2 separate regions of the Homo sapiens genome follow, and region 1 is linked to region 2. The links are chromatin loops, found by intact Hi-C in ENCODE. Cell type or tissue: PC-9. All regions are shown on one strand. Links, peaks and the distances in the headings refer to the core of each region. The heading gives the core; the rest is flanking DNA. Region 1 has its middle 73 kb from the start of PIRAT1. Region 2 has its middle 40 kb from the start of CDC42EP3.

What was found. A loop is a pair of places that touch in the nucleus more often than their neighbours do. Peaks named below come from ENCODE experiments on the same cell type or tissue, not always from the same donor. Only the 100,000 strongest peaks of a DNase experiment are listed, where the experiment ranks them.
Region 1: it touches region 2 in a loop (2.4-fold over the local background); 3 of 110 quality-filtered maps call a loop at or near these places.

Annotation. Positions count from the first base shown.
Region 1 is chr2:37,796,878-37,808,405 of GRCh38, forward strand. No RefSeq gene overlaps it. Among named protein-coding and RNA genes, the nearest start is that of PIRAT1, 73 kb to the right of the region's middle. In PC-9, for the core only: no CTCF peak of the experiment used is centred there; DNase peaks (open chromatin) are centred at 3,474, 5,674 and 6,174; H3K4me3 peaks cover 1,621 bases; H3K27ac peaks cover 4,179 bases.
Region 2 is chr2:37,705,804-37,717,331 of GRCh38, forward strand. No RefSeq gene overlaps it. Among named protein-coding and RNA genes, the nearest start is that of CDC42EP3, 40 kb to the left of the region's middle. In PC-9, for the core only: no CTCF peak of the experiment used is centred there; DNase peaks (open chromatin) are centred at 5,768 and 6,238; H3K27ac peaks cover 2,645 bases.

The DNA.
Region 1 (11,528 bases), core at 2,376-10,375, 92 kb after region 2:
AAACTCCTCAGCTTGATTGCAAAAATCAGCCACCATGTACCTCTCAACTGAATCCAAGCTGAAGGCTTCTGCAGAAGTGAAAGAATCCATTTGTTCTTCCCTTGCTCCTCTCCCTGTATTTGCAGGGCCTGACATTGTCCCAGGGAAATTAAATTAGGAAAATCAGTTTACATGAGTGATTACTTTTCTCAAAATATTTTCCTTTAGCCTACTGAACCACCATACTCTCTCTATCCCTATTCCTCCCTCCCTCTACACTTCAGCCTCTTCACTTCCTGCCAAAATCATTGTTGCTAAAAACAATCACGTTTAAAATGGCCTAAAGGATTCTTAAATGAGATGAACTGCTTGCATCATTCAAACGAAGACTAGAAATCCCAAGAACACCCTTTGCGGTGATGAATCATGTGGAAACTCCTCAGCCTGTGGTTCCAGGGCTCCCTCATTTGGCCCTCACTCAGTTTCCATCTTCAGATTTAGCTGGGTTCTGGAGTGAACCTTGTCCCAAGGAGGTTGGCCTCCCCAGCTCTCCCTCCTTGCCCTTACTCCTCCCTCTCAGGCCCAGTTTGAATTTCTCCTCTTTGACTTTCCACATAAAATTCCCACCCATCCCTCCAGGCCCATCACAAGCTCTCTCCACCGCCCCACCTTCCGGCGGCACATACACGCTTCAGATTCAGAGGGGTTTAGGTTCAAACCCCCTCTCTGCTACTTATTAGTTAATGAAACTTTGAGCAACTCACTCACACTTTCCTTGTCTCAGATTTCACATCTGCAAAGTGGGGATAACAACACCTCACCGTGTTGTTGGAAAGATTAAATGAGAGACTGTAGAGCACAGAGGCTGTAAGTAGTAATCAATAAATAAGGGCCATTATTATTATCCTCTCAAAATATCTGCCACACCTCTAACTTATTTGTCAGCTAATGGCAGTGCTCCACCACTTGGCCATAATAATATTTTGTTCATGACCAACTGTGGAGATTTTGTGAAAACTTTTATCTTGGAAGAATTTCTCATTGAGGAATATGTAAACCTTATGAGAAAAATTGGATTAGGAAAGCTGAGGTCACGCATAAATCTATAAAATTCATGGCAAATAAGATTATATTCATTAAAGTCAGTAAAGGCAGAATATTAAACAATGAGACTATAGTAATATTTTATGCATATCGAGTTAGTGATGATTGATTTCCATTCACCGTTTCCTGCTTACCAGAAACTTTTCTGGGACTCTTTGGCTATGCAGTGTTAAAATGATGCCTATATATTCAGTTTGTTCTGTAACAGATAATGCCGACTTGAAGAGGCACCCTGTCTGTGCCTGTTTCTCCACCCAAACATTTCATGCATTTTTGACTTGATGGTTTGGAGCTATTGATTCCAGGTATGCCTTCCAATTATTCTTCCCCCAGTCTGTTTTACACCATCTCAGCACCCTTGAAGAAACTGACCCATGCCTGCCTACTGACCATGGGGGACCAGAATTATCCTTCCTCCCTTCCATCTTTCTTTTCCCTGCTTCCTCAAACAAAGAGCACCCAGTGTTTGGAGGAAGAGTGAAGCCAGTTTTCACTGAAGGGCTTCTGTCTTGTTCTCAAAGCTTACCCAACCAAAGAGAGGAAATCAAGCATTGTGGGCCCACTCTAGTTCCTCTTTCCTTTACAATGCACAAAAGGTGAGACCTCACTGCCCAGGCCCTTTAGGGTGTTCCTTGAGGACATGCCCTTTCTTCTTCACCCACCCTTCTTTCTCTTCCCCTCCTTCCACCCTCTGCCTTTTTCCCCATGTCCCCCTTTGCCATTTTAATGCCTCTACTTTCCCCATTTTTTTCCAGGGAACATTTTCCTTCCTATAAAAATAATTTGACTCCAGGCCCTAAGATTCTTCTAGTGATTGGGCAGTTTTGGCTGTGTCAGGCATTCTCAGGATGCCTCTGGCTTTCCTCCCCACTGACTGCAGACTCCTGGGAGGAGAGGGAGAAGAGGGGTCTAGGCTTCTCAATGGGGAAAAGGTATGGGAACTTCTTCTCTTAACTGAGATTTCTTCTCCCAAATTCCTGAAATTAAACACACCTCACCTTAGGGATTTGTTTATCTTCAAAGACTCCCAGTTGGGTTCAATTTTTTATACTTCTAGTAACATAACATAGCTGTTTCTCATGAGAACCTATGGCCCTGACATTGTGCCATTACAAAGGTTTCTTTTAAAAGGTGAACATACAAGGTGCCATGCTTAGATTGCTTCTCCCTAAACAGTAGGTTTTTACAAATATTTTTTCTATATCCTCTATTTTTTTCTATAACTACAGAGGTACAGAAAGGTGGCAAGGGGGAAAAAAGCCTCAGTTTACCCTGCTATGCTTACAACCCTAACAAACCTAACTACTACATTCCCTATTAGAAGCTAAATCTTGGAACTGCTCAAAAGAAACATGGAAATGAAAGTGAATTCATATAGGCCAAGATATCTCATTAGGGAAGAAAAAAGGCTATTGATAATGTAATAATCTCTATTTTTTTTATTTTTATTTATTTTATTTTTTTTTTTTTTGGAGCTGGAGTTGTGTTCTTGTCATCCAGGCTGGAGTGCAATGGTGCAATCTTGGCTCACTGCAACCTCCGCCTCCTGGGTTCAAGCGATTCTCCTGCCTCAGCCTCCTGAGTAGCTGGGATTACAAGCACTGCCACCATGCCCAGCTAATTTTTGTATTTTTAGTAGAGACGGGGTTTCGCCACATTGGCCAGGCTAGTCTCAAACTCCTGATCTCAGGTGATCCACCCACCTTGGCCTCCCAAAGTGCTGGGATTACAGGTGTGAGCCACCGCTCCTGGCCTCTAATTTTATTTATCTAACAAAGGATACTTTACTGTATTAGGATACTTGGCTATTGAATATAATGCTGTCCTATTCCATATATATTTCCCAAATATCTATTTGTGTGTATGTGTGTGTGTGTGTGTGTGTGTGTGTGTGTCTGTGTGTATCTCCATATAAAATTGTTCTATATATATTTTCCTTCTACTCCTAGATGACAAAGTTCTTATGGGCAGGGACCAGATCTTACATTTCTTTTGTACCTCCATGGGCCACTTCCCTTCAAAAAAGTATTTTTTGAGAGCGGATTCTGCACCAGTGGATTGGAGAGGTGTCTCTGAGCTCTGTTATCCTGACCATAGCTGCTTGAACCAGGGGTCAGCACCCAACCCCCAAACAGCCATCTATAGGTTGGCCAGCATCAAAGAAAAGTTGGCTTCATGAGACAGCTTTGCCCCCACCTGGGTGGTGATAGATCAAAAGATCAGCTTGTTTCTTAAAGAGAGTTTAAACAATAGATACAGGATCTTGTCATTAAGTGTTTTCTGATATAAAAATACTCCCTTGGGTAATTGGTGGCAGCAGGGGAGAGAGAAATTGACTCACAAAAACAGACATGTCTGAGGGAATAGCCACTGATGTTGCTGAGTTACTGACCTTTCTGCCCAATGACCAAAACTAACACTGTTTGCTAAAGGATGTTCCAGTGGCCACAAGGCTTAGCAGGGCAGCTGCTGGGACAGTTTTGCCAATTCCTGTCTTTCTCATGTGTCATTATATTGAACATCCTTTATTGGAGTTGATTGGGATGTTTCTGTTTCTTGTATTCCGAAGGAACTAACTGACAGGGTGCCCAGTGCTAGGAGATATAGAAGAGCTTGTGGTCTCTATTCAAAGAGACGGATTTGTGAGTGGAAATGTCATTAAGTGGAATGTTTTAATTTTCTGTGGCTGCTGTAGTAAATTACCACAAACTTGGTGACTAAACCAGTGCAAATTTATTCTCTTACAGTTTTGGAGGTCAGAAATCTCAGAGCAGTTTCACTGGGCTAAAGTCAAAGTGTTAGCAGGGCTGATTTACTCTGGAGGTTCTAGAGGAGAATCCATTTCCTTGCCTTTTCTAGCTTCTGAAGTTTGCCTGCCTTCCTTGGCCTGTGACCTTTTCCCTGCATCACTCCAACCTTCTGTTTCCATCATCACATCTTCTACTTCCGTGTGACATGGGCTTCTCCTGTGTTCCTCTTATAAGGACCACTATGATGACATTGGGCCCACTAGGATAATCCAGAAGAATCTTCCCAGGTCAATCAATATCCTTAACTTGGTTGCATCTACACAGCCCCCTTTGCCACATCAGGTAACATTGACAGGTTCTGGGGATAAGAACATGGACATCTTGGTGGATATTATTCAGCTTATTTCAGGGAGCACATCCTGTGAATGATATAAACAGAGGTCTGTGGAGTCTCCACGAGGGGCAACTGGACCAGGGGAGAGAAGGTCAAACACATAAAAAGGTTCTCAATGAAGCCTCTCTTAATCATAAAAAAGTTTTCCTCTCCCCCTACTCTCTAATCTGTCTATCATCTTAGGATTCCAAGAGAGATATGAGTGTAAAGATCTGCCAAATACATCACTCAGTGTTCCCCATCCCATCCTGATCAAAGTTAATGAACTTGCCCCTTTCTCAAAATAGAACTTGGGAAATTGTCCCACTAGTCCACTTCCCCCAAACAAGGGAGTGCAATGATGTAGAACTGGAGTCATAGATGGGAGTAAGATTGCTTTGCTCAGAGATGACAGGAGTTGAGATGGGCAGAGACACAAGGTGGTGTTTCTTCGACAAACTCCCAGGTGTGCGGGTTCCTGACTGTGAGTGAAGGACTGTGATTTGAATAAGGGCTGGGGTGTGTATCTGAAGAAAATGGTGAGGCATTTATCACTTAGATTTGGGGGAGGAGATTAAAATACAATAACTAGATAGTCATTAAAAATTATTCCAGACACCCAAAAATTGATATGGGGGAGTTCTATTAGGAAAACAGGCTTCATTTACTGGAAAATGGGGAGGTTAATTAAGAAGTAAGAGTGTTTATAAGTAGGATGTTCAGAGGAAGTGCTGATGTTGTCCTTGTCATTAAATGTTTTCTGATATAAAAATACTCCCTTGGTACTTACGAAGAAGGCTGATTTTCATTATTAGACATTCACTTATTCATTGTAAAATAAAAGCGTGTGTGTATGTGTGTGTGCATGCATATGTATTTCCAATCAAAAGTCAGGAGCGCGGACTATATTATATAGAACCCAGAGATTCAAAGGCCTGATTATGAATGGATAGTTACACGGATAGATTAATGATGGATGGATGGAAGAAGTGTGGTTCATCTGTCATGACTGGTGCCTCTAGCTCTAAGATGTCTGACTTTGAATCCAGAGGAAGAAGTGGGATCACTGGGGTTAGGGGAGTATCCTTTAAAAGTTTTGCAAAAAACATTTGCAGTCACTTTTGGTTTATCTCTGCCGGTTGGATTTAGTTTTCCTGAAGCCCCTTGGGGCAGGGCCATCTATGACTTATGCTCCGGGCAATGGAATGTGGCTTTTTCTTCCCTTTCACCCAGGAGCTCTCAAGCTGCCTCTTTGCTTCCTTCTCTACCTATCTGCATGGATTTTAAGCTTATCTGGATACTCATTGTGAATACTCATGAGGGCTAATTTCACTGCATTGCTCCACAAAAGAGTTCCTGGATTCCATATTCTGGAATAATTTAGCAGACTTCAGGATGAATCAAAAGAAGCCAGTCACAGAAAAATGTCCATCAACCTTTTAGTTTAATCATCCCTTATGCCTTAAGGGTATGTTGTAACACAGCTGGCCTAGACAGCCTCTCTCCTGCTCCCCTGGCTCTACGGGTTTTCCTCTGGCCCAGCCCACCTGTCCAGGCTCACCTCTTGCCCCATTCCCACTTTGCAGCCTACATTGAAGCCAAATCAAACTATTCACAGCTGCCCTGGCGCTCTGGACTATGTCAAGTACCCTTGACTTTGCTCATGTAGCTGGAGGGTTCTTTCCTCTTCCTCCACATCTCCCCATGTTCCCTTCTCTTTCCCCATCAATCTTTAAAGACTCACAAATCCAAAATATTCTACTCTAAAAAAGCTTTCATTGACAGTTTTCCTCCACCTCCACCCATTACCAAGTACTTTCTCCTATACATACTTCTATTACAGCAATGATAATACTGCAAATACATTCACAAGAAGGAAAAAAAAATCTCAAGCCAATTAGCAAGTGACTAGAGTCTGAGGGAAGTCCACAGTGGAGATGAGTAAGAGGCCTTGTAATGCAGAAGAGCCAAACAGGGATTAAGGGATAATGCTGTAAAAAAGCAAAATAAATAACCAGGGCAGGCTCTGTTGAATCTTACAGAGATGGCCTTCTAGGTTAAACATTTTTTGAAGTACAGACATGCAATGCTTAACAAGGAGGATATGTTCTGAGAAATGCATTGTTAGATGATTTAATCATTGTGTAAACACCATAGAGGGTACTTGCATGTACTGAATGTACTGAATACTGTAGGCAGTTGTAATGCAATGATAAGCATTCATATATCTAAACATGGAAAAGTACAGTAAAAATACAGTATTTTTTACTGGGACAACCTTCCAATATGCAGTCTTTTGTTGACCAAAATGGTGTTATGTGGCTAATGAATGCCCACTTAACTGGAAAATACAAATATTCCAGGACTGAAAAAACTATGTCTCTGAGAACCTCTTTCCCTCCTCTACCATATATAGGTCCTCAGGGATGCACTCAGAGCTTTGGCTAAGGAAAGGGGTGCTTACCAGGGTGGCCACATGCATCCTGGACATCAAAGGGATGACATTGGTCACAGCCAGTTGCCTCGTTCCCAAAGATTCCAGAAGGACATTGGCATTGTGGCAAAAGAGCAGCAATGCCAGTGTTCCCACTGGGCATGTCAAGTTGATTTAGAATTAGGCTGAGGAAAGGGGACACTTCGGCCTAGTCCAGGAGACCATGGGGTGTTATTTCCTAGCTTGTTCTTAATTTCTCAGCTGAAGGTAGTGTAATAGACACTGATTATTTGTGGCCACCTAATATCTCTGAACTCCCTCCTCTTTTTCTTTTGTGTAACAGCTTTATTGAGATGTAATTCACATACCACACAATTCACCCATATAAAGTGTACAATGCAATGGCTTTTAGTATATTCACAAAATTTTGCAACCATTACATCAATCAATATTTTCATTATCCCAAAAGGAAATCTTTTTTTTTTATTACACTTTAAGTTTTAGGGTACATGGGCACAATGTGCAGGTTTGTTACATATGTATACATGTGCCATGCTGGTGTGCTGCACCCATTAACTCGTCATTTAACATTAGGTGTATCTCCTAATGCTATCCTTCCTCCTTCCCCTGACCCCACAACAGGCCCCGGATTGTGATGTTCCCCTTCCTGTGTCCATGTATTCTCATTGTTCAATTCCCACCTATGAGTGAGAACATGCGGTGTTTGGTTTTTTGTCCTTGCAATAGTTTGCTGAGAATCATGGTTTCCAGTTTCATCCATGTCCCTACAAAGGACATGAACTCATCAGTTTTTATGGCTGCATAGTATTCCATGGTGTATATGTGCCACATTTTCTTAATCCAGTCTATCGTTGTTGGACATTTGGGTTGGTTCCAAGTCTTTGCTATTGTGAATAGTGCCGCAATAAACATACGTGTGCATGTGTCTTTATAGCAGCATGATTTATAATCCTTTGGGTATATACCCAGTAATGGGATGGCTGGGCGAAATGGTATTTCTAGTTCTAGATCCCTGAGGAATCAACCACACTGACTTCCACAATGGTTGAACTAGTTTACAGTCCCACCAACAATGTAAAAGTGTTCTTATTTCTCCACATCCTCTCCAGCACCTGTTGTTTCCTGACTTTTTAATGATCGCCATTCTAACTGGTGTGAGATGGTGTCTCATTGTGGTTTTGATTTGCATTTCTCTGATGGCCAGTGATGATGAGCATTTTTTCATGTGTCTTTTGGTTGCATAAATGTCTTCTTTTGAGAAGTATCTGTTCATGTCCTTTGCCCACTTTTTGATGGGGTTGTTTGTTTTTTCTTGTAAATTTGTTTGAGTTCATTGTAGATTCTCGGTGTTAGCCCTTTGTCAGATGAGTAGGTGGCGAAAATTTTCTCCGATTTGGTAGGTTGCCTGTTCACCCTGATGGTGGTTTCTTTTGCTGTGCAGAAGGTCTTTAGTTTAATTAGATCCCGTTTGTCAATTTTGGCTTTTGTTGCCATTGCTTTTGGTGTTTTAGACACGAAGTCCTTGCCCATGCCTATGTCCTGAATGGTATTGCCTAGGTTTTCTTCTAGGGTTATTATGGTTTTAGGTCTAACATGTAAGTCTTTAATCCATCTTGAATTAATTTTTGTATAAGGTGTAAGGAAGGGATCCAGTTTCAGCTTTCTACATATGGCTAGCCAGTTTTCCCAGCACCATTTATTAAATAGGGAATCTTTTCCCCATTGCTTGTTTTTCTCAGGTTTGTCAAAGATCAGATGGTTGTAGATATGCGGCATCATTTCTGAGGGCTCTGTTCTGTTCCATTGATCTATATCTCTGGTTTGGTACCAGTACCATGCTGTTTTGGTTACTGTAGCCTTGTAGTATAATTTGAAGTCAGGCAGCGTGGTGCCTCCAGCTTTGTTCTTTTGGCTTAGGATTGACTTGGTGACACAGGCTCTTTTTTGCTTCCATACGAACTTTAAAGTAGTTTCTTCCAATTCTGTGAAGAAAGTCATTGGTAGCTTGATGGGGATGGCATTGAATCTATAAATTACCTTGGGCAGTATGGCCATTTTCACGATATTGATTCTTCCTACCCATGAGCATGGAATGTTCTTCCATTTGTTTGTGTCCTCTTTTATTTCATTGAGCAGTGGTTTGTAGTTCTCCTCGAAGAGGTCCTTCACATCCCTTGTAAGTTGGATTCCCGGGTATTTTATTCTCTTTGAAGCAATTGTGAATGGGAGTTCCCTCATGATTTGGCTCTCTGTTTGTCTGTTATTGGTGTATAAGAATGCTTGTGATTTTTGTACATTGATTTTGTATCCTGAGATTTTGCTGAAGTTGCTTATCAGCTTAAGGAGATTTTGTGCTGAGACGATGGGGTTTTCTAAATATACAATCATGTCATCTGCAAACAGGGACAATTTGACTTCCTCTTTTCCTAATTGAATACCCTTTATTTCCTTCTCCTGCCTAATTTCCCTGGCCAGAACTTCCAACACTATGTTGAATAGGAGCGGTGAGAGAGGGCATCCCTGTCTTGTGCCAGTTTTCAAAGGGAATGCTTCCAGTTTTTGCCCCCAAAAGGAAATCTTGGACCCATTAACCATCATCTCCCAAACCTCCCACCACTGTCCAGCCCTAGGCAACTGATGTGGTTTGGCTGTGTCCCCACCCAAATCTCATCTTGACTTCCAACATGCTGTGGGAGGGACCCGGTGGGAGGTGACTGAATCATGGGGGCAGGTGTTTCCCATGCTGTTCTCATGATAGTGAATAAGTCTCATGAGAACTGATGGTTTTAAAAATGGGAGTTTCTCTGCACAAGCTCTCTCTTTTTGCCTGCTGTCATCCACATAAGATGTGACTTGCTCCTCCTTGCCTTCCATCATGATTGTGAGGCCTCCCCAGCTACGTGGAACTGAGTCCAATTAAACTTCTTTCTTTTGTAAATGGCCCAGTCTCAGGTATGTCTTTGTCAGCAGCGTGAAAATGGACTAATACGACAACCATCTGTTCATTAATCTTCTGTCTCTATATGTTTTCCTATTATAGACTGTTAAAGGCTGAATTGTGTCCCCCTGATATTCATATGTTGTGGTTCTATTTGTATTTGAAGACAGGGTCTTGAAAGAGGTAATTAAGTAATAATGAGGTCACCAAAGTGGGCTCTAATCCAATACAATTGGTTCCTTAAAAGAAGAGATTATGGCACAGGCACAGAGAGAAGACCATGTGAAGACACAGGGAGAAGATGGGATCCCCAAGCCACGAAGAGCAGCTTCAGAATGAAACCAACCCTGCTGGTGTCTTGATCTCAGATTTCTAGCCTCCAGAACTGTGAGAAAATCCGTGTCTGTTGTTTAAGCCATCAAGTCTATGGTACTTTGTTGTGGCAGCCCTAGAAAAAGAATACATTTCAAAGAAATGAAATCATACAATATCTGATCCATTGTGATGGGCTTCTTTTACCTACCATAATGTTTTCCAGGTTCACCTATATTGTAGCATACATCAGTACTTCATTCCTTTTATGACCAAATAATCTTCCGTTGTATAGATATACACATTTTGTTGATCCATTAGTTAGCTGAGGGACATTTGGATTGTTTACATTTTTTAGCTATTTTGCAGAATGTTGCTATGAATATTGATGTAAAAGATTTTGTGTGGACTTACATTTTCAATTCTCTTGACTATATATCTAGGAGTGCAATTGCTGGGTAACTCTATGCTTCACCTTTTGCAGAACTGCCAGATTGTTGTCCAAAGTGGCTGCACCATATTACATTTCCAGCAATTCATGAGAGTTCCACTTTTTCCACATCTTCACCAACACTTGCTGTTATCTGTCTTTTTTATTATAGCCATCCTAGTGGATTCATAATGGTATCTCAGTGCAGTTTTGATTTGCATTTCCCTAATGGCTAATGATGTTAAGCATCTTTCATGTGTTATTGACCATTTGTATATCTTTTTTGGAGAAATGTATATTCTGATCTTTTGCTTATTTTTAATTCAGTTATTTTTCTTTTCGTTATTGAGTTGTAAGATTCCTTTATAGGCAAGAAATGCAAGTCTCTTATCATATATATGATTTTCAAAGCTTTTCTCCATTCTGTGAGTTGTCTTTTCATTTTCTTGATGGTATTCTTTGAAGCATAAATGGTTTTAATTTTAATGATATCTTCTCTACCTTTTAGTAATATCCCATATGATAAGTTGCACCTTCCCAAGGTAGAAGCTAGAAATCTTCCACACCGAAACTCTTTTGTAGCTAGGGTAACCTAGATTCCACCAATCAGATCTACCCATGATAGTCTTAGATTTTGGAAATTAGCAACCCAAGGAATTGGCTGCATGGAGAGAAATTGATATGATGATGGAGGCCTCTAGATCTTCAAGATCAGAATAGGGAGAAGCTGCTGGTATCCATCCTGGTTTCCTCATTGATACAAAGCAATAGTGGCAAAGGAAAATTTGCTCAAGAAGCTCCTGTTGTGTGTCCACGATTGTTCCTGAATGGCTCAGAGCCTACTGTCTGCCCCTCCTTGATTTTCTGTGATCTACCTAATATTCTTGAATAAACCCCCTTCCTGATTAAACTAATCAGAATGGATTCTTTTGTTGGCAACTCAGAACCTTGACCATTAAATACCCAGTCTTATCAGAATAAGGGAATTCTAGGATTTCAGGAACTATAGACCTTGCTACTTCAGCAAAAGTAAACTGCTTTATGTCTTTTAAAAAGTGACCTAACCCTTATATGTTATCAAGTAGGCCCTGTTTTCCTACAACTGTACTTTTAAAAACTTTTCACAAGATACTTAAGAAAAATATAATCCTTAATATAAATTCAAAATAACCTGTCAAAGACTTTCA
Region 2 (11,528 bases), core at 1,597-9,596:
AGGCTGGGGGGCAGTTATGAGTGAGGTTCCCTTTTCAGGTGTGTCTCTTCCCCTGGTCAGTGTCTGCAGGGGCTGTGTTCTATTCATTCTCATATTCCCAAAGCCCCACACAGTACCAGCTCAGAGTAAGGACTTGAGAAGTGTGTGTTGAGCAGAGAGGAAATGTCGAAAGAACATTCCCTTTTCCTCAGACAGAGATGATGGCACAGAAAAGGAGCATAAGAGATGACCAGGGACATACTGAGTTGGTGAGGGGGAGGTCGGAGAGTAAAGAAAGGGGATGTTTCATGTTTTAGTTATCTATTGCTGTGTACAAACATTACTTTTAATGGGAAAACTGCGTTACTTTTGCACCAACCTAATACCACCAAACTTAGTAGCTCAGGGCAATAATAGTTTCACTATCCTGTGGGTCTGTTGGGCTCAGCTGAGTGGTCCTTTTGCTGTATACTATATTGGCTGTCGTCACAAGGCTGCACAGCTGGCAGCTCCATCTAAGATGGCCTCCTCCTCCAGGGCCTCTCTGGGCACAGCCTCATACCATTCCATACACGAGCCTGAGTTTCTTAAATGGGGGCTGGAACCTAGAGGGCAACAGTAGAGCTGTCAGCTCTCTTAAGGCATAGGCCCAGAACCAGCAAGGCATCACTTCTGTAACATTCTATTGACCAAAACAAGTCACAAAGCCAGCCCAGCCAAGGGGTGGATAGACTCTACTTCCTGATGGAAGGAGTGGCGTGCATGCACAGAAATGGAGGAACTGTTGCAGCCATGTTTCTGACAAACTGCTACAAGGGAGGAAAAGGTTGTACATAGTGCCTTGACTAAGGCCCCAGTGGATACATGTAATGCAGACACCTAGGAGAATGTCTGTCTTTAAGAGAAATGTAACTGTCCAAGACTATTAAGGAAGCAAATATGCTTTATCACCTTATGTTTCTGAATTAAGAAATGCCTTACCCTGAACACTAATGTGTGCCCCCAACAGGGCTTTTCAAGATATTAGCTCTGAGGGTAAAAGTATAATAAAGATACTCGGCTACTGCAACTTTTCTTTAGAGAGAGCTAGGGCTTAAATGAAAGCAGTAAATTTTCCTTGTCTGCAATAATGAGAAACCCTCAAACCACTCATGTAGCATAATTCAGAAGTTATAGGACAGTCTACAATGAAGCATTTTTATGAGCAATCAAACACAGCAGTCAAAAGATTTTTCCTTCTTTCAGTTTCAAAATGCTAAGACTTCCCAGCCACGTTGTGAACAAAGGACAAAAAAGAACAGAGTATGCAGGGGAAAGAATCAGAAGGCCTGAACTCCTTTTGCAGACTCTGCTGTTCATTAGCTCCAGGCCAGGGCTGGTCACCCAGCTGCTCCTGCCTCTGTTCCTTCCTTTTTCAAGTAGGGATGGTAAAGTGGGATCTGCCTCACCCGGCCCTGCCTGCTTGGGAGGGTTACTGAGGGGCTGCTATACCATAGTAGGTGTAAACATTTTGAACACTTCAAGTGGATGTTGTTGTTGTTACTATGTGATCTCAGAAAATGACTAGATACATATGCTAATAAAATATCTGTCAATATCTAAGATCTGTCAATATCTGTGAATATTGTTGGTATCTTTGTAGAGGCTTTGTTTTTATTGTTAACTTTTAAATTACAAAGTTACACATGAATTAAGCTAATTATATAAAGCTCACATATATAAGGCAAGAAATAAAACCTTTTCTACATCTCAACTGTCCCCATCCCCCTCCCTTCTCAGAGGTAACCACAGTTGCACTGATGTATATTTGCATATTCTTCCAGATCAGTTCTATACTTTTTCTTGTTGTTGTTGAAGAGATAGTGTCTTGCTCTTTTGCTCAGGCTAGAGTGCAGTGGCGTAATCACAGCTCACTGCAGTTTTGACCTCCTGGACTCAAGCAATCCTCCTACCTCAGCCTCCTGAGTAGCTAGGATTACAGGCTGCACCACCACACCCAATTACTTTTTTAAATTATTTTTTGCAGAGGGGGTCTTATTATGTTGCTTAGGCTGGTCTCAAACTCTGGGGCTCAGGTGATGGTCCTGCCTCAGTCTCCCAAAGTGCTAACAGGCATGAGCCAGGGTGCCCAGCCCAGTTCCATACTTTTAGAATATGTACAAGCACAGAAACATGCAATTTTTACATAAATGGTATGTATTAATACTGATTTTCATAAAATTTGTAGATAATTTTTTCAGAAGTCAATGAAATATTTTGCAAAGAATTTGCCAAATTAAAGATTGGCTAAAGGCTTTATACCTTAACTGCAGAGACTCCTTGCTAATCTCATGCGTACACATTGTTTTCCTCTTGTTTATTACTAATTTGGAATAGGTTTTATTTTACTATATGGAATGTATCTTTGTAAAGTTCTTTAAAACCTTTCAGAACAAGAATTGAAACACACACATAAACTTATCATATGTCAGTGGCTTCTGCCTCCCCTTCTCTTCCCTTGATTACTTTGCATTTTCTAAGCAAAACTTTCAAGCTGACAGCAACAAGCAACTTCTCCCTTCCTATGCTTTTAATATTTTTCTGGGTCATTCGCAGTTCACAGAGTGGCTTTTACCTCAGATAACCCCTTTCTCATATGCACGCCCAAATCCACTTTTGAATTCCTCTAATATTCTTGTTTAGTTACCTCAGGGAAACCTTTGCTTTTCAGCCCCTCCCCAGCTCACTCACTTGGCTAAAACCATGGCCCCCTTTGACTTCTGCTAGTGATAAATCTGTATTAATAAAACATCTGTTTGCTAATTTACTCATGCTATCAATACTTCTGGAATACCTACTGTGTGCCAGACACCATGGATCACTGGGTTATGCGAGAACGTGTCAAGGGGCCTGCCGCAGTTTAGGGGGTCATGGAAACATTCTCTGAGGAAGTGTGGACTTGAACTGAGATCTGGGGAGGAAGATCAGGAGGAGGAGGTAATTAGATGAATAGTGCTTGTGTGTGTGTGTGTGTGTGTGTGTGTGTGTGTGTGTAGGGAATAGAGATTGCGGAACATTCCAGACAGAGGCTCAGCATACCCAGTGGTCCTGCAGTCGGGAGAAACCTAGGACTTGTAGGGAATCAAAAGGACATTGTGATCAGACCATAGGGAGCAGCGGGGATGATGGTGAGAAATTAGGTTGAGGAGACAGTCAGGGTCATGTATCACAGATTGTGGAACATAGGTCAGCTGTGTTAAGGGTTTTAGCCTTCAAATGTGAGAATGAAAAGGCATCGAAAGATTTTAAACAGGAGTGTGTGCCCGCATGTCAGTGTGTGTGCATCTGTACGTGTGTGTATGTGTGTGAGACAGAGAACTGAACAGATTTGCATTTTAAAACAATAATTCTGATAGTGTGGAAATCAAGTTGGAGGAGTGCAAATGTGGATGCAGGGAGACCAATTTGAAAAGATTCAAGTAAACATAGGCAGTAAATTATGAGGGTTAACGGCCTCTGGTGATCTTAAAACTACCCAGATACGTTCTTTAAAATCTTCAAAACTTCCCACTTATCGACTTATGCTGTGATACTTAAATCCTTTTCAAGCACTTAAGTATTTTAAGATAAAAATGTGAAGAACCTATTGCTCAATTTATGATCATTCATATTACAACCAGAACACTGCCTACTATTTTCAATATAAACCTCTGGGTGGGGGGTCTTGCCATGGTATGCCATTGCCAGGGAAGGTGGATGGGGAGGGTTCCAGTGAGGCAAGGCAGGGTGCTAGGGGCAGGAGGTCTCTCTCTGAGCACCTGGAGGCCCTCAGGGTGGCCTTACCTTGGTGTGCTTACCACAGCTTAGGGCAGGAGCCCTAAAACTTGATTCATTACCTTCCTGCCCCAACTGCCCTAGATTTCTCCAATTTTATTTGAAATAATTTATTCATGATACAGATTTTAACATGGTCATACTTTCAATAAATATGCTTGAGCCATTTTTTTGAGGAGGCAACAATTTAAAAAAAAATCTATGCAATATGACCGAGAATTCCCAGAACACACAATTTTGCAGTGAGAGAGGCGTATGGAAATCAGGAGTGTATTTCATTCTTGTCTTCAACTAAAGGTTTAACAGCAATATTAACTATAATGGAGATGAATGAGCTCTTGCAAACAAGAATCAACAATTGCCATTTAAGTGTTGTTTTTGAGAAATAATTCTGATTCAATCAACGCATTAAAATATTTTAAGATAAATTCTGCTGAAGAAAACTAAGAATGGTGCTGTCCAGGTAATAGAGTTAAAACAAATCTTCACTAATTTTTGTTTCACAGGATAGTGAAACAAAAATTATTTTATTTAGTTTTTTAACCACGGTTTAATGTATATATATTTTTCAGCCTCCAATTTTGTTTCCTTTACTGTAGTATTTCTCGGCTTTTCCTTCTAGAATGGTTGAAAAATTTGTGATGGAGTCTATGAAGAAATAGATTTCAAAAACCAGGGAAAATTTTAGATTGGCGAATGGTTCTGCTTGGAAATACATCTTCTACTGAGGTTGGAGGCTGATGAGGAAAAGTAAAAACAATGAGGGAGGTAAAGCAAGAAAAGAAACAATACACTACAGATAAGCAATGAACAATTTTGTTTCCTGGGGGAAATGCAGAATTTTCTGTTTTCTAGAGATGTGGCCAACTGGGAATAACACCTTCCTTGTCTTCCAAGCCACAGATGTGGGCTTTTCCAGTCCTAACTTGGAGAAAAAAAATTAGGTTGAAGATATATACACAAAATTCATACTCTGGGTTTCCCACCAAAACATGGAACAGAAATGGAAGACAACAAGGTAAAGAGCATTGGCTCTGGAGTCATCCAAACCCGCGTTGACTACCCGTTATAAACAGTGTTTTGTCCTTCAAAATTCCTCGGGCTTCCGTTTCCTCATTTGTAAAATGAAATGACTTTGCAGGGCTACGGTGAGAAAATACATATGTGTGGGAAGATAGCCTATCAATGTAAGTGTATAAATATCTCTAAAAAATCTCTCTATATACAGATAGCAGTATTTATCTCCATATCTGTATTTATATCACATAGTCAGCACTCAATGGCTAGATGCATTGGTTATTATTGTTGTCTCGAGGTAAGATAGGCTTAGAGTTTTAGTGGTAGGCTGAGTAATGATCCCCCAAAGATGTTCGCATCCTAAAGCTTGGAACCTATGAATCTTGCCATATGTGACAAAAGAGGGTCTGCAGATGTGATCAAGTTGAAGATCTTGAGATGGGGAGATTACACTGAATAATCTGAGTAGATTCGATGCAAACCCAAGGGTCCTCATAAGTAGGATGCAGGAGTCAGAGTCAGACAGGAGGAGGCGTGATGACAGAAGAGAGGGACAGAGAGAAAGAGATTTGCGGATGGTGACTCTGAAGATGGAGGAGGGGGCCATGAACCTGTTGGAGCTTCCCCCACAACAACTTCTCTCTGGGGGTTCATCTGTTGAGAGTCACAATCGCAATCTTATAGGAGCTGGAGCTTTGCAGGGAGACCCTGAAGACACCCAGAGGGAGGCTCCCCAGTGCTGTCTTTGGAGACTTGCAGGCAGGTGCCTTGTCCTCTCTATCACCAGCAAGTAAACTGCAACTGGCCCTGCACCTCCTTTTGAGATGACTTGGGATTTGATGGGAGCTCAGGGAGCCAAGGAAGGCAAAGAGAAGCAGGAGCCCCGCCACACACATTGCAAGTGGTGGATTGCTGGCTGTGGTTTTCCTGGAAGGCTCTTAAATGGCTTTCAGGACATTCTTTGTTGGGGCCCTACATTCTTTAGCAGGGCTATCATGACTTAAGGGGTGTGGCCAGCAAGCCACATCCTCAGGGTGTTTTGTGGGCTGCTCTGCAGTGTGGCATAGGGACCCTGGCTTGAGAGACCTGCTGCTCTTTAAATCTATTACTCAGGAAGTGTTTGGCCTTTTTCTGCTTATTCTGGTGAAAACATATCTCCAGTTTCCCACTGTGAAAAAGACTTTGTCCTAAAGTTTTGGGGAACTGTTATTTAGAGTCCTTACACCTGCTAAGATATCTCCCCAAGTCCCAAAGGCCAAAAATAAAAGGCAACTTTCTACCCCAAGCCACCATAGTGGCTGCACTATGGTCAGACAAGTGGTCATCATCCTGGTCTGTAACATCTTGCTCACTCCTCTGTGCTCCCATATACAGTCATAGTGTATAGCTGCATTAAAGCACTTGTTTCAACATTTTGAAATTGTGCTTTCCCCATCACTTAGAATCCATGCATTCTTCAGTGCTGGGATCACATCTTATAGAGCTTGGTATTCCCAGATATTAGTATGGTGCTTGTCACGTAAGTTATTAATAAATGTTTCTTAGATGAGCAAACTTTACCTCTGTGGTAATTTGTGTAGCTGCTATCCACTCGATGTAGTTGCTTTTCAAAAAACTGAGGTATAATTTACATACAATCTACCAGAAAGTGTTAAGTATTCAGTTCAATTATTTTGACAGTTGAATATATCATGACAATTGACTACACCAAAACAAGAGGCAACCACTGTTTATGTCTTTTTTTAACCAGAGATTAATTTTGCCTAGTTTTGGACTTTATAGAATTGGTTTATATATTATACACATTTTGTGCAGCTTCTTTCACTTAGCATAACTGGAAGTCTCAAGTTTTATTCATACTGTTACATCATCAGTAATTTTTTTCTTTTTCCTTTTTTTTTTTTTTTTGAGATGGAGTTTCGCTCTTGTTGCCCAGGCTGGAGTGCAGTGGTGCAATCTCGGCTCACCACAACCTCTGCCTCCTGGGTTCAAGTGATTCTCCTGCCTCAGCCTCCCAAGTAGCTGGGATTACAGGCATGCACCACCACGCCCAGCTAATTTTGTATTTTTAGTAGAGATGGGGTTTCACCATGTTGGTCAGGCTGGTCTTGAACTCCCGACCTCAGGTGATCGGCCCGCCTTCGCCTCCCAAAATGCTGGGATTACAGGCGTGAGCCACTGTGCCTGGCCAGTAATTTTTTCTTTTTCTTTTTGACTAATATATATCTATTGACTAATACATATCTATTTCTTTTTGACTAATATTCAATTTATGAATATGCCAGAGTATGTTCATCCACCCTCATATTGATGAACATTTGGGTTGTTTCCAGTTTGGGCTGTTATGGAAAAGCTTCTTTGAGTATTCTTGTACAGTTCTTCTTGTGGACATATGTTTTCATTTCTTTTGAGAGATATTGAGGGTGGAATTGCTGGTTGTAGGATACATGAAGAAGTTAACTTTATAAAAATCTGACAAACTATTTTCCTAAGTGGCCGTACCATTTGCATTCCTACCAACAGTGTTTGAGAGTTCCATTTCTCCACATCCACATCAACTTTTGGTATTGTCTTATCTTTACATCTGAGCCATTTTAATAGGTGCAAAATGGCATCTCATGGTGGTTTTAATTTCCATATCAGTGATGATTAATGATGTGGAAAACACTTTCATGTGCCTATTCCTTGTTCTTATACTGTAGTACCCACTAATCCCTGGGGGATTCATTCTAAGAACCCCAGTGGCCGCCTGGAACCAAGTATATTACTGAACTCTGTATGTACTATTTTTTAAAAATCTGATAACTAAGGCAGCTACTGACTAAGGGGTGGGTAGCACAGACTGTGGATATGCTGGACAAAGGGATGATTCAGCTCCCTGGTGGAACAGAGCAGGATGGCTCAAGATTTCATCACGCTACTCAGAATAGTGGACGATTTTAAACCACAAATTGTTTATTTCTGACATTTTCCATTTAGTATTTTCTGACTGTGGTTTACTGTAGGTAACTGAAACTGGAAAGTGAAACCAAGGATAAAGGGAGGGACTACTCTATGTATCTTTTTTTGTGAAATGACAGCTTCAATCTTTTGCCCATTAAAAAAATTAAATTGTCATATTATTGATTTGAAAGAGTTCTTTATATACAATGCATACATGCCCTTTGTCAGATATATGTACTGATTTGCATATTCATTTTCTTAATGGTATCTTTTGGTACACAGAAATTTTTGTTTTAATGAAAACCAGCTATCATTTTTCATAGTTCGTGCTTTTTGTGTTCTGTCTAAAAAAATTTGCCTACTCCAAGGTTGTAAAGTTACTCTTTTATGCTTTCTACTAGAAACTTTATTATTCTAGGTTATATTTTGTTCTATGTTTATCTCAAACTATTTTATTGTATGGCGTGTGACAGGAGTCAAGTTTTTTGTTTGTTTTTTATATGGCCATCCAGTTGTTCCAGCACCACTTGTTAACAAGTCTTCTTTTCTTCATGAAATCACCTTGTCACATTCAGTTAAAAATCAGTTGATTCTAATCTTGATGTGAACCTAAAACTACTCTAATAAAGCGTTTTAAAAAATTAATTAAGTCTATACATATGAGTCTATTTCTGGATTCTGTTCTCTTGATGTATTTGTCTATCTTCACGTCAATACTGCAATGCATTGATTAGTCTAACATATTCGGTTTTAGAACTGGGTATTATAAATCTTCCAACTTTAATTTTTTCAAGATTGCTTTGGCATTTTCATATCAGTTATAGGTTCAGCTTGTAAATTTCTCTAAAAAGTCCTACTGAAATTTTGATGACTGTATTAAATTCACAAATAAATCTGAGGAAAATAAATATCTTAACAACATTGAGTCTTCTACCTCATAAACATTGAATGTCTCTCCCTTTTGTCTGGGTTTCTTTAATTTCTCACATCAGTGTTTTACAGTTTTTTACTGTAGAGAAATTGTACACCTCTCTTAGCATTTTCCTATTTGATATTTTTTGATACTATTGCATATAGTATTTTTTACATGTTGTTTTCCAATTGTTTACTGCTGGTATATAGAAATAGAATTGATTTTTATATATTGACCTAGGTAAACTCATTACTTAGTTCTTATAGTTATTTTGTATCCATAGTTTTCTATATAAACAATTGTGTCATCTGCAAAGAATGACAGTTTTACTTTCCTCTTTATACGAATTACTTCTTTCTTTCCTTTATCTATATGCCTTCTATTTCTTTTTCTCCTCTTATTGCATTGGCTACAACTGCCAGTTAAATGTTAAGTAGAAATGATGAAAGTGAAAGTCCTTGCCTTGTTCTTTATGTTAAAAGGAAAAATCAGTAAGTATTATATTAGCTGTAGGTTTTAAGAGATCCTTTTCAGCAGTTTGAAGAAGTCCTTGTCTATTTCTAATTTGCTCAAGAGTTATTATCATGAATGGAGGTTGACTTTGGTCAAACGCTTTTTTATGCATCTACTGAGATCATTGTATGGTTTCCCTTTATTCTTTCATTGACTAATTTTCAGATGTGAAACCAATCTTACATTTCTTTAAAAACCTTCACTTGGTCATGATGTGTATTTTGGAAATATATTATTGGATTAGTTTTGCTAATATTTTGTTAAGGTTTTTTCAGCTGTACTCATAAGGAATATTGGTTTGTAATTTTCTTTTCTTATAATGTCATTGTCAGTATTTGGCATTGGCAGTATGCTGGCTTCATGGGAATTATTCTCTCCATCTCTAGTTTTGAGAGAACTTGTGTTGACTTGGTATTATTTCATCCTTAAATGATAATAGATTTCATTGGTAAAGTCACCTAGATCTCAAGTTTTCTTCATAAAAAAATTTTGATAATAAATTCAATTACTTGAATTGACATAAGAATATTTATTTATGTTTTTATATTTCTGTTATATATTTCAGTAAGTTGTGTTTTTAAAATTATTTTTCTATTTCATCTTAATTGTTTAATTTATTGACTTAAAGTTGTTCATAATATTTCCTTGCTATCTTTTTCATAACTATAGGGTCTGTAGAAATGCCCTTTTTTTTCATTTCTAACACTGGTAATGGGATTTTCTATTTCACTTATCAGTCTTGCCCTGGGTTTCATTAATCTTTTTTTTTAAACACACTTTTAACATTGTTGATGTTCTCTTTTTGTCAATTTTCTGTTTTATTAATTGACATTCTTACCATCATTTTTCTTTCTTATACTTTGGGTTTTAGTTGTTATTTTTCTAGCTTCTTCATGTGAAGGCTTAGATAATTGATTCTATACCTCCCTTTTTTAAAAAATTGAATGCTATACATTTCCCTCTAAGTACTTCTTTAGCTACATCTCACAAATCTTGGTAAGTTGGGTGTTCATTATCATTCAGTTCAAATGATTTCAAATTTCTTTTGTAATTTCTCCTTTGACCATATGTTATTTAGATATATAATGTTTAATTTTCAAATATTTGGGTTTTTTCAGATATCTGATGGTTATTGATTTCCATATTGTCATTATGGTCATAAATGTACTCTGTATGGTTTCAATCTTTTTAATTTTAATGAGTCTTATTTTCTGGCTCGGCATTTTTGATCTATCTTGGTTAATAGTTCATGCAAAGTTAAAAAGAATGTATATTTTGCTGTTTTGGGAGTGGTGTTTTGTAAATGTTGATTAGGTCAAATTGGTTGACAGTGTGGATCAAATATTTTTAAATTATACTCTTTTCCCTGCTTTTTAAATCAGTTACTCAGAAAGTGATGTTAATATGTTTAACCGTGACTGTAGATTTGTCTTTCTCTCATATTAATTCTACTTGGTTTTGCTTCATATATTTTCAAGCTATTTTTTTCTCTCATCTTTTTCCATTCATTTATCCTGCTTTTTCTGCTCTCTTTCAGGTGAATCATGTATATTTCAATATCCCATTTAATCTCCTGTATCAACCTTTAAGCTCTATCTTTTTGTAATACCTCTGTGAGGTTTTTTGGAGTTATTTTAGATATTATGCTATGCATATTTAAATCATCTTAATCTACCTTCAATAATATACTACTTCATAATCAATGGAAGACACTTCCAATTGAATAATTTCGTTTAGAGTCCTTCCACCCTTTGTGCTATTTTTAAAAATATTTTACTTCTACATGTGCTATAAATTCCACAATACATTATTTTTGCTTCATTCAACAATCTTTTAAAGAATTACATATGTATGTATCTATACAGTCTATATATACCTATATATATTTATTGATATAAATACATATCACTTAAAAAGAAAAGGTTATTTTACATTTACCCAGGTATTTACCCTGCCTATTGTTCTTCATTCTTTTAAAAAATTATTTCTTGTACAGTAAGTCTTCTAGAGATAAATCCTGTCAACTTTTCTCTTTCTGAAAATACGTTTTATTTTACTTGAATTTCTGAAGGATACTTTTATAGAATTCTAGGCTGACAATTTTCTCCTTTCAATACTTTAAAAAATGCTATTCCATATTCTTCTGGATTCCATTTTTTCTCTAAGTCAGCCTTCATCTGTATTGTTTTCCCCCACATGTAATCTGTCTTTTCCCTCTGGGTGCTTTAAAGATTTGGTCTTCATCTTTGGTCTTCAGCAACTTGACTATGATACGCCTAGATTGATTATCTCTGCTCTCACCGCTTTCCTTGCAAACAGCATTTTCTGAGGATGGAAAACATGGCCCACT